Linked DNA regions of Homo sapiens: all the other regions are linked to region 3. Evidence: chromatin contacts called from ENCODE Hi-C or POLR2A ChIA-PET data. All regions are on one chromosome and are shown on one strand. The core of a region is the stretch at or near the end of the contact, and the rest is flanking DNA. Distances in the headings are between cores, read along the strand shown.

What was found. A loop is a pair of places that touch in the nucleus more often than their neighbours do. ChIA-PET counts read pairs that join two places held with the same protein, here RNA polymerase II (POLR2A). Pooled maps may share reads with other maps.
Region 1: a loop to region 3 is called in a map of naive thymus-derived CD4-positive, alpha-beta T cell, with 13 times the contacts of the local background. The contact joins the promoter of STRN here to the promoter of RASGRP3 in region 3. A Hi-C loop is called at or near these places in 1 of 168 maps with a recorded cell type or tissue (naive thymus-derived CD4-positive, alpha-beta T cell), 1 of 37 single-sample maps with no recorded cell type and 11 of 50 pooled maps.
Region 2: a map of CD8-positive, alpha-beta T cell shows a loop between it and region 3 (24-fold over the local background). The contact joins the promoter of YPEL5 here to the promoter of RASGRP3 in region 3. A Hi-C loop is called at or near these places in 2 of 168 maps with a recorded cell type or tissue (B cell and CD8-positive, alpha-beta T cell), 5 of 37 single-sample maps with no recorded cell type and 14 of 50 pooled maps. POLR2A ChIA-PET finds 5 or more read pairs at or near these places in 1 of 52 experiments (CD4-positive, alpha-beta T cell).
Region 4: a pooled map shows a loop between it and region 3 (5-fold over the local background). The contact joins the enhancer-like site here to the promoter of RASGRP3 in region 3. A Hi-C loop is called at or near these places in 2 of 37 single-sample maps with no recorded cell type and 2 of 50 pooled maps.
Region 5: a loop to region 3 is called in a pooled map, with 14 times the contacts of the local background. The contact joins the promoter of GPATCH11 here to the promoter of RASGRP3 in region 3. A Hi-C loop is called at or near these places in 2 of 37 single-sample maps with no recorded cell type and 7 of 50 pooled maps.

Annotation. Positions count from the first base shown.
Region 1 is chr2:36,965,237-36,968,108 of GRCh38, reverse strand. STRN (striatin) reads left to right here and starts at 1,573. Exons shown (of 18, transcript NM_003162.4): 1 at 1,573-1,879. The coding sequence starts at 1,646. RefSeq lists a silencer at 1,083-1,892.
Region 2 is chr2:30,145,630-30,148,507 of GRCh38, reverse strand. YPEL5 (yippee like 5) reads right to left here and starts at 1,501. Exons shown (of 3, transcript NM_016061.3): 1 at 1,446-1,501. RefSeq lists silencers at 388-827, 1,118-1,287, 1,318-1,897.
Region 3 is chr2:33,475,399-33,478,098 of GRCh38, reverse strand. RASGRP3 (RAS guanyl releasing protein 3) reads right to left here and starts at 1,450. Exons shown (of 18, transcript NM_001139488.2): 1 at 1,392-1,450. RefSeq lists an enhancer at 1,795-2,114.
Region 4 is chr2:30,336,381-30,339,139 of GRCh38, reverse strand. No RefSeq gene overlaps it. Among named protein-coding and RNA genes, the nearest start is that of LINC01936, 8.9 kb to the left of the region's middle. RefSeq lists enhancers at 1,081-1,320, 1,701-1,890, 2,751-2,759. Within about 2 kb of position 1,404, at least 9 of the 41 ENCODE cell types and tissues checked have a DNase peak (open chromatin) inside an H3K27ac peak, as active enhancers do.
Region 5 is chr2:37,083,074-37,085,990 of GRCh38, reverse strand. GPATCH11 (G-patch domain containing 11) reads right to left here and starts at 1,473. Exons shown (of 9, transcript NM_174931.4): 1 at 1,421-1,473. HEATR5B (HEAT repeat containing 5B) reads left to right here and starts at 1,619. Exons shown (of 36, transcript NM_019024.3): 1 at 1,619-1,722; 2 at 2,555-2,702. The coding sequence starts at 2,577. RefSeq lists enhancers at 1,382-1,541, 2,012-2,111.

The DNA.
Region 1 (2,872 bases), core at 324-2,823, 3.5 Mb before region 3:
AAAGCAGAAACATTAATTAAGCGAGAGAAGAGAGTTCTCCATCTTTATTTGCAACCAGAGCAGACACAATGTGTTTCCTGTCCTTTCTGCAAGTAGCCATGGGAAAGGGGGGGAGGGGAGAGAGGACAGGGACAGGATGTCTTTCCCTGACATGTCACTCAGCAGCCTAGATCTTTACATTTTTTCATGGCCATCAAGTCTGATAACCCACAAGTACGTCCTACAAAACGTAAGAATTTCAGATAACTTGTTAGGGTGACAAAATAAGTGCTTAATTTCATTTGCATTTGTTAAATTGTTTTCAGGGGCCTTCCTTTTTGCCACTGTTGTAGTGTGAATTTATAGTGACATATTGTCAGACTTCGGAGAAGGCAAATATTTACAGAGAGTAACTTGAAAGGACTTTGGTGTACCTTTGGTAGGCGGATGCTGTTGCCAGTTGGCAGGTGAATCGTGAAAGAAACTGGGAACAGGACAAGTGAAAACGGAGAGGGGCCAGGATATCTAAGACCGCGCTAGGGAGCAGAAAGGGAACTTGCTTTTTCAAGGTGGTGTAGCTTTTAAATTAAGCCTTTGTGATATTTGATTATACGCCAATCTTTGATGACAGAAACGATGTCATTTATCTTAATATTCCCAGCGCAAGAGAAAACCGATAATCAAAATATTTGTTCAATTAAGTAGAGTAAAAATCAGCGGGAATAAGATAGGAAAAATGAGACCGAAATAACAGAACATCTATTATTGGATGCTAAAACTTTTACAGGATTTACTGCAGGAGGACTGCAAAGGGAAAGAAACTTCAACGGAGCAGTTTTTCAGATGGGCTGTCAACAAACCACAATTTGGAAGCAGCAGCAGAAAGCTGCGGCGTTGTCTTAGAAAGGTGATCGGCGTTCCTTAGAAATGAAAACTGGTCAGGTAACAGGTTTGAGCCCCTCGAGTCAAAAGAGAAAGGCAAGAGCGACAGCGACCCGCAGATTGGCAGAATGGAGGAGCGTCTAGGGTGAGAGAAACTCCGAACACGAAGCCGAAGCGAGAGCACGCAGGGCAGCTGGCGGGAGAACCCCGGTCCCGCGGCCGCACCGGGTAGCTCGCTTTGAGCCTGTTCCTTCACAGAACGGCCAGGAAGCCTTAAAAGATGTGCAGCTCGGGCAGGTATCTTGGCGTGACAACTTCCGTGTGTGTGTGTGTGTGTGTGTGTGTGTGTTTTTGAATGCAACAGGGTGCGCCGCCCGCGAACTTCCGCGTGCGAGGAAGACTGGAGACCCGCCCGCCCGCGCCCAGCCGGCCCCAGAGGAAACCCGCTCTCCCCGCCCAGCCGGCCCCCTACGCGGCGAGCCGGGGCGGGGCGGGCCCGAGGCCACGCCCAAGCTGAGGCACAGCCCTACAGGCCGCCCGGGCCGCGCTAGCCCGCGCCCCGCCCCGCGACTACATTTCCCGGCAAGCCCCGGGCCGCCAGCGCGCCGCAGTTGACCCATTTCCCGGCCCGTCACGGGCTCGGCCGGCCCCCGCGCCCAGGAGGCTGCTCCCTGCTGACTGGGGTGTGGGCGGGAGCGGCGGAGGGAGGAGGAGGCGCTGCTTGCCGCCGCTGTTGCCTCCGCTGCTGGGCGCCGGGGCAGCTCCCCGGGTATCTGCGGCCGCCATGGACGAGCAGGCGGGTCCCGGCGTCTTCTTCAGCAACAACCACCCGGGCGCCGGCGGTGCCAAGGGGCTCGGGCCTCTGGCGGAGGCTGCCGCGGCCGGCGACGGGGCGGCTGCGGCGGGGGCGGCCCGAGCCCAGTACAGTCTCCCGGGGATCCTGCACTTCCTGCAGCACGAGTGGGCCCGCTTCGAGGTGGAGAGAGCCCAGTGGGAGGTGGAGCGGGCGGAGCTGCAGGTAAAGACCCTCCCGGCCTGGCCGTCTTCATCCCGCCTCTTTGCTCCCTTCCGCCCCGCCCCGGACCCTTCTCCCCCTCCCCCAGCCTTCTCGCGTCCCCTCCCCCTTTGCTGCCGCCCATCCCACCCGGAGCCCCGTCCCCTTCTTCTCTTCGCCTTTTGCCTTTCGCTGACCCCACCTCGACCCTGTTCTCACTCCCGCTCCTGGTGCGTTGTTTACCCTCCCCACGCCTGTTCGTCCGCCCCATCCCACTCTTAACTCCCAGACTCATTTCAACTCTCTGGCCATCCTGCATCTCAGGGCTGCCCTCTCGGTTTACTAATTGGGCTGGCAGTAGTTTTGAGAGACGCGGAGCAAATCGTCCGCTGCCCTGGTGTGCCCCTTCCTAGGTCTAGAGACAGTCTCCGCAGAACGTGCCGGCTTTGGCCCCTCTCTTCAAGGAAGGTGATCAAGAAGACAACAGAAGTTGTGTCAGGCCTTGAGTCGAGGCGAGAAGTTGACGTTGGGCAAAAGTGTTATTCATATATCAGATCCCTTTTTTTATATATGTAAATGTCTGTTCTCCACTTTCTTCCGACCCCCCGGCCCCCTCCCACGTTTCTTTTAGGTATTTCCAATTAATGCATTTTGAATGAAGGACCTAGATGATCGCAGTCAGAGAGAATGGTTAAGAGGTGGTTCCTGTTCTCAGAATCTGAAACTTCCCAAGGGTTAATTTTATGTTCAGTGTTTTGGGAGATTTTCTTGTGCTTTAAAAGGAACTAAAGGGACTTTGAAGTTAGTTACATTGCCTTGCATAATCTGCAAGATAAAGTATATCCAGGGAGGAGATAACTGTGGGCTCTGAAAAGAATGAAAGTGAGGCTGATACTTTACAAGCCATTCAGAATTGGTGAATAGGTTTTCAGTGGTTGTTCTTAAAACTTCCAGGGCATACACACCAATTTCAAAAGGAACTTAAAGAACTATGAATAGTTGTGCCTTTCTGTTTTA
Region 2 (2,878 bases), core at 252-2,751, 3.3 Mb after region 3:
AAACGAATTCACCAAAGCACTTCACTTCTGGCATGAATATGTACCCTGGGAACACCACAGGCCTTTTGGTTCCTCTTTGGTGGAATGCAGCTGCGACGCTCTATATGTGGCTATGCAAAGTTAGCTAATATCCTACTCCTCCCAGTTTCTTCACCACCAAGTCTACTAATTTTCCAAAAACACAAGGTTAGCCCGAAGTTACTTCAGGTTTTCCATCTGTCAAGACGACGTAGAATAAAAATCCTCAGATTACCAACAGATCTCTGTAAACAGAAAAAGTTTAAAAATAAATGAGCTGTACAGCTTCCCAGACTCTCCCTTGAAAGGGAGATTAGTTGGTATCAGGATTAAACAGATCTTTGTAGTATTTCAATTTCCCACTCCCGCTGATCCGGACACTCATTTGTCCCATCTACCTGCAGAGAAGGTACAGGAAAGGGGTTGCAAGGGCACGCCCACCCTCCCGACTGCAAGCGGAGGGAAGGCCGCAGCCCGAAGCTGGCGGAGCTGGGCCGGCCCGGGCGACCCCCGGGTGGGCTCACCCGGCAGCCGCAGTGGGGCCCGCGAGCGCCCCCGCCGGCCCAGCTGATGGAGGCCACGTGACGCCAGCCGGCCAATCGGGAGGGACCGGGGCGGCAGAGCGCGGCGGCGGCGGTGGCGGCGGGGCCTCCCTCGGCACAACAAACACGAGCAGGAAACAGCTGAGCGGGTGGCCGGGGGGCTCTCTTGGTCCCGACACCCGGCGGGCTGCCCAACCGTCACCCTGCGCTGTCAGTCCCGGGTCCTCTGGGCAGGAGGGCGGGGGAGGCGGACGTTCATGGGGGGGAGGGGGCAAAGGGAGACACCGCCCCAGCCCGGTGGCTGGGCCGCTTGGGCCGGGCGTGGGCCCTGCTCAGGACGGTTCACGCCGTGCGGTCATCGCGGCCCAAACAACTCGGTCAAGTTCCGACTTGGATTCGGGGCGGAGACCGGGCGCGCCCCCGACTATGCGACGGGTGGGGGCGGGGCAGCCGCGGCGCGGCGCGGCGGGTTGGGGGTCGCGGCCAGACCGTCCGCCCAGGGGGCGCCGTGGGCCTCGGCGGCGGGCCTCGGAGGACGCGACGGGGAAACGGGGCGGAGGCGCGGGCGCCGCGCGGAGGGGTTGCGGCTGTTGTCGCACCGGTCGCCCGGCTGCGCGGCGGGGGCGGGCCGACGGCGGCCGCCGCGCCAGGCCTCACAAAGAGCAAACAGCCCCGCGCGTCCGCCCGCGGTCCCAGCGCCGGGGCCCACCCTGAAGGATCTGGGGCGGCCGCTCTGGGACCCCGGGAAGAGCGCGGCGAGGAAGAGGCACTTCCTGCCTGGGCCCCCCACCCTGGGCCGATTCCCGAGTGCCTCGAAGCCGCCCGACCCGAACGGGCGCCTCAGTCCCCACCGGCCCCGAGTCCAGCCCCTCCCGCGGGACTCACCCTGAGCGGCGGTGAGATCCGCGGCTGCCAGCGGCTTGTCGCTCTTCAGCTGGTATGAAGCCCCTCGGCCACCCGAGTCTCCAGGTTTAGTCAGGCCCTGGCCTTGGCCCCGCCTCTCCCTGGTTGGGCCTCAACGTCAGTCACCCGGCGTGGCTCCGCCCCCCCGCAGTCAGCTCTCCCGGTTGGCCCAGAACGCCCTTTATTTCTAGGCCCCGCCCCTGTCCTCGGCCTCCTGCCTTTTTCGCGGGGCCCCGCCCCTTCTCTGGCTCACCCTCCCCCACTCCCGCACCCCTCCGCTTCGCGGCCCACCCCTCTCAGAAGCCGCAGACCCAGGGCAGGCTTGCGACAGCTCGCCCCGCCCCTGACCCAGCACCTCGGACTCGTACAGCCAATCAAAGAGGCTAACTCTGCCCCTTCTCTCGAGGCGGCCAATGTAGTCAGTCTGGGGACCCACCTCCCCCTTTCAGCTGAGCGCACACAACACAGCATCCACGTGAGTCAGCTTCTTAAAGGCGAAGGCTTGGCCTGTCTAATTGCGGCAGCTGCGAGACATCGCACGTCATTAGCGTCACCAGGTAGCGGCTGGAGCCGAGCTTCCTGATACCTAGTGAGCCGCGGTGATGACAAATGAAAACAATAAGCTGTTTCCTAGACAAACAGCTGCCTAGGTAACTAAAGTGCACCGTGTAATTCGTTTCTTGGAGGCCGTTTCCCCGACCACCCCTGGTAGAGGGCTGCCTTTTGCTTTCAAACCCCTAGCCCTCGAGTCTAAGCGCATAGGCACTCCTAAGAAACATCTGTGGATACAGGATTTTTCAACTGCGCTTGACTTTATTTACAACTCATTTGAATGTTTTTTCTGGGTAGTGGAAATGATTCTCAAAAAGATGAAGAAATTCAGTCTTCTATATGGCGAATTTCTGCCTCAGAGAGTGAGATTTGTTCATTGCAAAGAGCAGCTGTTCCCTTAACCCTTATCAATGCTTAAGATGGAAGATGTTGCTTCTCATTCCATTAGAGTTGCCCAGGTACTTACATCTCTGTTAGCTGACTTTCGGGATAAAACCAAAATATTTGATGACGCATACCTCTCAGATTAAAAATGTAGGTTAGCATTTGGGGCTAGTTTGCAACATGTTTAAAGTCATTATTGGTGGAAGAGAAGCTGCTAAGCAAATTCTAGCACTTGACTCCCGCTCATCCCCAAATCCACAAGTATTTTCATTTAGTTCGTCTGAAGTTTACCTGAGCATCAAAGGCAAAAGGACTAGTTATCTTTTAATAAGTGAGTTTTCCAGGAGATAAGTTTTTTTGTTTGTTTGTTTCAGACGGAGTCTTGCTCTGTCGCCCAGGCTCGAGTGCAGTGGCATGATCTTGGCTCACTGCAACCTCCGCCTCCCGGGTTCAAGCAATTCTCCTGCCTCTGCCTCCTG
Region 3 (2,700 bases), core at 201-2,700:
GTGCCGTGCCCTGGGTCATTTTTAATCCATTCTCCACAAACAACAAAGGATGGTAAGGGTGGGGAGAGAACAGTGTTCCCTCATGGCAGGGGGCAGAGGGCGAAAGAAAACCGTATAGCTTGAGCCTGTATGAGAATCCATTTGTCACACGAGGAAACAAGCGCACTCCAGGTTGTCCTAGGCTTATCACAAGCAAAACAACTATTTGGTGAGACTTCAAATAAAAACAGCCCCTCTCTGCCCACCCTCCTCAAGATCCACGCGATCTCCAGAAACAGGAACCTGTTTGGTTATCTCCCTGCAGCCTCTGATTCAAAGACCTGTCACTTTCAGAGCTTTACGTCATCAGTTTAGAGCTCTGCCCTCTCTCTTTTCCCCTTTTGCCTTTCCTCTGAAGCATTCTGTCTGGTGACTACCAAGGAAGGACAAAAGTCACCGAACAACAGCTCAGTTCCAGCATGGTGCCTGCTTTGCTGCTCGCCCAAGCGCAAGCACCATTACTGCTGAATGAACCTGAGAAGGAGCCGGTTCTCTCCGTAATTTGGATGCCAGGCCTCCCAGAGTTAATCATCAGCTGCAGGCAGCACTTTCCCAGTCAGGTCATAAACAAGGAAAAAACAGCCTGAGTATCACGAAAACACTAAAATAAGGAAGACCAGCGGCAACCGAACATTTTAAAGTAATGAAGGTGAAGGAAGACCAGGGGCAACTGAACATTTTAAAGTAATGAAGGTGAATTAGCTTGTTGGGGGGAAAAAAAGTCGCTATAAAATACAGCTTTCAATTAGTTGGAAACCATGCAAGAAATCTAAATATGATTTCTAATGTGAATCTAAATATTATTTTGTCAGTCTTCTATATTGCAGACAGTTCTACACAGTTAAATGAGATATTCTCAAAAATTGAATAGGAAAAATCAAATCAGCCATACAATAAATTCACAAGTTACTTTAAACAACTACGTTTTCAGGTTTCAGTGGTAGAAACAGATTAAAATCAAATCTAGTCATCAACTCACTTCAATGAAGTCTCTACTTCATAACCTGAACTTGACTTTGAACCTAAACACCATGGACTAGAAAAATCTTGAACACTGGGAAACAAACTTTCTGTTTCCTAGACAGGAATGAAGCCATATGCCCCATTCATCCTCAAAGTTACAAGACACGTTGCCGAAAATAACAGGTTCTAAAAAAGGGCTGTGAAAACACCAATGGCTGTTAACAGGTACAAATAAAATATCTCCTTCTATCGTGCCAGAGGGAAACCAAAATCAAAATCAAAAGTTGTTGGTGGCTTGCAACACACACACACACACACACACACACACACACACACACGGAGAGGGAATGAAAGAGAGAGAGAGAGAGGAAAGTTCTCCAGTTACTTACTAGGGTGGTTTTGTCGTGGTATTTTTCACATCAGCACTCTGCCTGTCCAGCTGCCAAGTGCCGGAGCACGCCGAGAGCAGCTGTTTCCTTCAAGCTGGGGCTCTGAGTCTTAACCAGTCACATGTACCTCCTGATAAATACCGCCCGCCACCGTGCCAGGAGGTCAGAAACTGAAGATCATTCTTCTCCTCACTCGCAAACCACCTCATAACCCCTGAGTTGGCTCAGCCATCTCATGAGCATGCAGAGCGGGATATTCCACAATTTGTTTTCCTTTAGTGACAAAAGCCAAACAGCTGATAAGTCACACTGAAGGGCAGGTCACTGCAAGTGGAAAGTTAAATGTGTTTGCGTGTGTGTGTGCGCAGAGGGGGAGACTGGCAGGCTCCATGCTCTCTCATCTCACTCAAGTTTCACTGGGGCTCTCGAACGGCAAGAGAGAGGATCACCAACTCGCACAGCAGGTGGAAGTTGCTCTGTGTTAACCCCGGAGTACAACTGTTTGGTTTCGTTTTCTCAGAATCTCAGGCTCCAGTTTGTTAGACGAGCCACAAGCCTGACTAGGTGGCTGGTGCTGGGGAAGGCAGACCCTCACTCACCATCTAAGAATGCTTAGGTTGGACTTCAAAGGCCGGGGCTGCTAAGCCAAGGGACGCTGAGGGGCAAATATGGGAGGGGTTAATGAAGACTATCAAAGGCAGCTTTATCTGAAGAGCTCTTGGAAGTGATTTCAGGTAGCTTTAGACCAAACTTCCGCATTGTTATCTGTTGAATTGCATCGAGCAGCTGAGATTATCAGCCGGCGAGTGTGAATGCAAACAGAAATTATCACCAAGTTGACAACGCGCTTTACAGACGCACTACTGCCCCCTTTGGTGTGCTGGGAACTTGGAGCAAACTGCCGTTTTCTGTGCTGCTCGCAAACGTGGCAAACCATCCCTGATGTTTTGTTGAATTCATATGTCTCACCTGAGCTGATGTTCCCACCCTTCCCTTTTCATCCTCCCTTCCAAGGAAAGCCCTTGAAGTATCTGACTTTACGTAGTGTCTGACCTTGGATGTCTGACTTCTTGGTATAGTAAGGGTGACACTTCCCCGAATCAGTGTCTGAGCCTGCCCTTCAGGTAGAGATATGACATAGAGGCAGCCTATTTGGCAAAGTGAACATCCAGAAAAGATGGTTGAAGTCCCCCAGGGGATTTCTGAACCATAATGTGCCTGTTAAACTATTAACCCTGATTTTTAACACATAATATCTTACTCAGTGTAAGAGCCTGTGTGAGTAATCTTTTATATTTAGGCTTTGTCT
Region 4 (2,759 bases), core at 155-2,654, 3.1 Mb after region 3:
TCTGCCACATGTGATCATCAGCAAGTCCTATGGATGTAATCTCCAAATTGGATCTTCAAGCCATCTGCCTTTCTCTATCTCCACCAGATAGCGGGTCACCAGCATCTCTCCCATGGCTATTACAGTAGATTCCAAGAGGGTCTTCCTGCCTCCTCCCTTTCCTCTCTCCAGTTCTTTCTTTACACAGTAACCAGAGTAATCTTTCACAGTATAAATCAAGTCATGTCTCTTGGCTGCTTTAAAACCCTGCAGTGGCTTTTTACAATAAATCCGAAGTCTTTTCCATGTTCTACAAAGCCTTCCATGACCTCACTCCTGTCTTTTCCACCTCACCTTGAAACCCTCCCCTTCCTCCCTGGCCCGGCTAGCCAGCCTCATTCTTTCCTAACACACAATGCATGCTTTATTGTTTCAGGGCAGGAATTGGCAGAATACTTCCTGCTTCTGTTTTATAAATAAAGTTTTATTGGAACACAGGCATGACAGAGATTGATGGACCATGAAGCCAAAGGTATTTACTATCTGGCCCTGCACCGAATGTTTGCTGAACCCTCTTTTGGGGCCTTTGGCCTTGCCTCTGGCTCTTTTTCCAGTTTGTAGCCCAGTTGATTCCTTGACTTTCAGCTCTCAGCTTACATGTTACCCCTTCAAATGGATCATCCTTGACAACATTGCTTCAGTGGAAGTCCCTCTCTCCAACCCAAAAACACCCTTATTCTCCATCACACACTCTGCTTCTGACCTTTGTAGCATTTTCTCAATTTTAGATTACATATATATTTATTACTTTACCTGTTTACTGTCCATATCCTTCCCTGACAACTCTAAGCTCCACGAGGGTAAGGACTGTGGCTGTTTTGTTCAGTATTGCACTCCTTGCACCTCCAAGTGCCTTCTCTTGCTAATAAACCACCGGAATTCCTGCATCCAGTTGAGGCTTGATCCCTTCAGAGCGGCTCCTACTCTCCCAACCACTCCGCTAGTCTGTATACTGATCCAGCAATTCTCCGCTACTGAGGTGAGGTTGGGCACAGGTGATGCTTCCAGAGAGCAGTTGAGTGTGGAGTCTGAGCCACAGGGTTGCATTTCCTAACAATTCTCAGCCATCTGAGGAGTTGTGACACCACCTCACTGTGTGTTTGATTTTTAAAAAATGATGTTACAGGCCGGGTGTGGTGGCTGACGCCTGTAATCCCAGAATTTTGGGAGGCCGAGGTGGATGAATCACCTGAAGTCAAGAGTTTGAGACCAGCCTGGCCAACTTGGTGAAACCCTGTCTCTACTAAAAATACAAAAATTAGCTGGGCGTGGTGGTGCCTGCCTGTAATCCCAGCTACTCGGAAGACTAAGACAGGAGAATCACTTGAACCGGGAGCCGGAAGTCGCGGTGAGGCAAGATCGCACCACTGCACTCTCCAGCATGGGTGACAGAGTGAGACTCTGACTCAAAAACAAAACAAAACAAAAAAGATGTTACAATTCCCTCACTGTTCCACACATTCTAGAAAATAAAAACTGAGCACAGGGTAGCATGCATTTATCTTTCATTAAAACAACCTGAGAGTTACTTTGGGGAGCAGTAATTCTGGAGGGCTGCCGGGAGGAGGTCCCTCAGCAGCACTTGTAGTTGCCTCCTCTGCAGCCACCTTGAGCCTGTGCCACCTTCCAGGGTCCTGATTCCTTGCTAACTTCCCCAGAGCACGGGCTGGACAGGTGCAGTTGGGGCTGGGAGGCCAGGCAAGCAGCTGCAGCTCAGGGGCACTGAGGGCGCGGGCCTGGAGACCGTTCTTGGGGAACAGGCCGAAAGAAACCAGGGACATGTAAACACATCAGACTGAGACTCAGGCCCCAGAACCATTGCTTTCAGATGTACACAGGCAGTCATGGGGAGGAGATGCAGAACAGGAAGTGGTTTAGAAAGCCACTCTCTCAGCTTTACAGATGAGAAAACTACATCTAGAGAAGGGACCTACCGGGTTAAAATTAGAACGGACAAGAACACAGGTCTCTCACCATTCTCCTAGTGTGTTCTTCTAGGCTGAATCACCCAGGCTGTCCTAAGCTTCTAAGGTGTCCTCCCGGACAGTATCTAGAATGGCTGGGCACAGCTAGGATTTCTCTGGAAAGCTTCATGGAGGGGGCTTGGAAGAGCACTGGACTTGGCCTTGGGTGAAGCTAGGTTTGAACCCTGTCCTCTCAATAGCTGCAAGTCCAGGACTAATGTCCCAAACTGCTTTGAGCCTCAGTTTCACAACCGTAAACTGTGGTAAGAGTCTCTGAATTGCTGGACAGTTTTGAAGATTCAATGAAGTAAGACCCGAGTGTGCCTCAGGAGTTCCAGATACATAGCAGGCATGCAGACATTCAGTCAATATTAGTTGGATTTTGAGTAGCCAAGCTAGCAGAGGAGGGGCCGGAGCAGGAAACCGTGTATCCATGGGGTATGGTGTCTTCTATAGTAATTCCAAATGAGTTCATCAAAGGAAGAGTCCACGACAAATGGCCCTTTTCCATCCCCTCAATCCCAACCTCCCAGAATACCATGTTTCGGGTACTACAAGGATGACGGTTGCATCTCTCCAATGTCTTCAGAGGAATCAGGGTTTATACTCATAACATCTTACATCCTGGGACATAGGTTTCAGTATGACCTATGCTATTGTCTTTGGATACCTGCTTACCAAAGGCATTCCACCCTCTCTAGGCCATTTGATAAATATCCAGCGAAACAATGTTATCATTGTTGGGTGGTTCAGCTC
Region 5 (2,917 bases), core at 224-2,723, 3.6 Mb before region 3:
GCTCTATGGAGAAGGTCACACGATTGGAACTGAGTCCTCCTATTAAAAGCCAGCACAAACTCATGAGCCACAGGAGTGAGCTACCTTGGAAATGGATTCTCTTGCTCCAGTCAGGCCTTCAAATGACTCAGCCTGGGCTGGCATCTTCACTGCAACTTCTTAAGAAAGTCCATGCTAAACTAAGCTAAGCTGCTAACAAATTCCTGACCCATAGAAACTGTGAGATAACAAATGATTACAGTTATCTTAAGCTGCTACATTTGGGGATAATTTGTTATGTAGCAAAAGTTATCAGGAAGTAGAACCTTATCAGGCACCTGGGAGCCCTCTTTGTCCCCTATCCAGTTGCAACTCTCTTTTGGTTCTAAGAATAGTCACTATTCTGTTTTTTATGGCAATCATTTCCTTCATTTTCTCGATAGTTTTGTCATCCACGTGTGCATCTTTAAACATTACAGTTTAGTTTACCTATTTTTATTATAAGTTAAAAACGTGCACTATTATATACAGCATTTATGGTAATTCACCCGCTTCCTCTAAACCTCAGATTCTTCATTGGTAATAACAGCATTTTTACACATAATGGTTTAACACTTACCCAGTATATCACACATTTTTATCACATTTAACCACCACTAACAACTCTACAAGGTAGGAAGAGTTTTTCCTGTTGGAGAAATTAAGGTTCAGTATGGCTAAATGACTATTTCAAAACCACAAAGAATCCGGGTCATAGTGCCTTGCAAATAGGATTACATTGTTTTTAAGAGACCTACTTAACTTTAAAGTGCCAGGCACATCTGAATGGGGTTACAGGTTGCTTTTAAAGCTCTCTTTCTATTGGTAAAATATACTTTAGCATTATCCATTTCCATCAAAGATAAGCATAAACTTCACAAGGCGATACCCTGGCAGAGATGATGGAGGCTCGTACCAGAGTGATAGCAATGCAAGTGGTCGCATTTGGGGTACACTTGAAGGTAGAGCTTACAGGATTTGCTGATGTTGTAGGTAGTACGTAAAGAACGATGTCAAGATAACGCTAAGTTTTTGGCCTGAATACATGGAAGAACGGAGTTAACGTTTTTTGAGAGTGGGAAGACTGTAGGAGTAGGTTTGTTTTTGTTTTTTTAGGGGGCGTAGTCGGGAAACAGACATATTGAGAGTCCCATTACATATACAAGTGGAGAAATGGACCTACAGTATAAATGTGACAAGAAACGTCCCACTCTCAATACTACGCTCAGGAACCGCTGATCCCTTCCCTCACGCGTTCCTCCTGGCTGCAAGCGTCCCACAGACGCAACCACCCACGGATGGAAAAGTGGCTGACGGTGTGATACGGTAGTCATGGCCAGCGCACTCTGCCTTTTATCATTCTACCGGTTGTCCCCAGACCCTTACCTGACAGCTCTCTTACCTGACAGCTCTCTGCTCGCCCCGGTTCAGCGCCGTAGAGCGCGCGCTGCGCATGCGCCCACCGACCAGCGTCGGACTTCCGGACCTCGGCTCCCACCAGTTTCCTAGTGCAGACTCTATTGGAAATTCGCGGCGGGTGGGGATAGGAGGACGTGGTGACTGCGCTTGCGCAAGACCAGCCCTCCGCGCAAGCGCTCTTCCCTTGTTTCCTGCAGGTAGGAGTGCGGGAGGTGGGGCATCCGGGTCTCTTGGTGGCTGCTTCTACCCCCGGAGCTCAGCTGATCTTCCCTTCCAGACTACGAGGTGAGGTCGCCGAAGCATGCATGTTGACACGCACGGACTCCTGTCCGACGTACATTTTCAGACGGGTGGGGAAGACATTTGAGTTCGTAATGAACATTTTCCCTTTTCTGGCTCCGTGCTTAGTTCCGAGCTGCCGCCTCGTGCTATTGACAGCCTGCGGAACCCCACGGAGGCTTGCGGCGGCCTCTTGGTGTTTCCCCGGGTCCGCCGCTTGCGGTTCTTGGAGTAGCCAGGTGAAGCCAGACCCCGAGCGCGCGAGGCTTCTCGGGTGCATTCCGGACCGCCTGGTGTTGTCACTGACGCTTCGGCCGCCGGGCCTGGCCGCCCCACCCATCCGCGTAGGAAGAGTCTTGGAGACCTGCAGTTCGGGATGTCTGTGCTGGGTGTTTTGACCTCAGTCCCTCTGGCCAGGTGCAGCGCGGGAGGGTAAAGGTGCTATGTACCGAACCCTGGACGAGAAAAAGAGGAGGATGGTTGTCAAGCCCGGCTGGGGTGTTTGATCTTAGTGCTTCAGTTTTTTCATTTATAGAACGGGTAAATGACATATGTGTTGCTGGACATATTTCTTCTGGAATAATGCCTTTTTTGGCAATAATTTCTTTTAATTTTCTTTTCACTCCATGAGTCACTCTTCCTTACCAAGTAGTTTTCTTCTGTTTTTGTTTGTATTTTTGTCATTTAAAAGTATGTTCTCAGGTTTTGCCTCAAAGAAGTTGAGTTTTTCCCCAAATGAAATGAGTAGTCCTACTTTTCTTAGTGAGTATATTCCATTAAGCTTGACTTTTAACATTAAAAAATACTTACAAGTATTTTTTACTCTGTTAAATTTAAGGTGTGAATTTCAAACTTCCGTAATGGAGTTAGCCCACAGTTTATTGCTAAATGAAGAAGCTTTGGCTCAAATCACCGAAGCAAAAAGACCAGTTTTCATCTTTGAATGGTTGCGATTTCTTGATAAAGTCTTGGTTGCTGCCAACAAGGTATGGTATTGCTCTTTTTTCCCAGTTGCATTAACGTGAAGAGATTATGTGGTCATGATTCTTAAGAAAACACATGTTATGTTTTGGAAGGTTTATGGGTCACTTATGGAACTTGAGAGTATTACACGAATGGGAAATTTAGTGGCAAAACTCAAACCTCGTTTAAATCCAGCTCATTGCCTATCTTCTTTATGTTTGTACCTGGGCAGCTCATT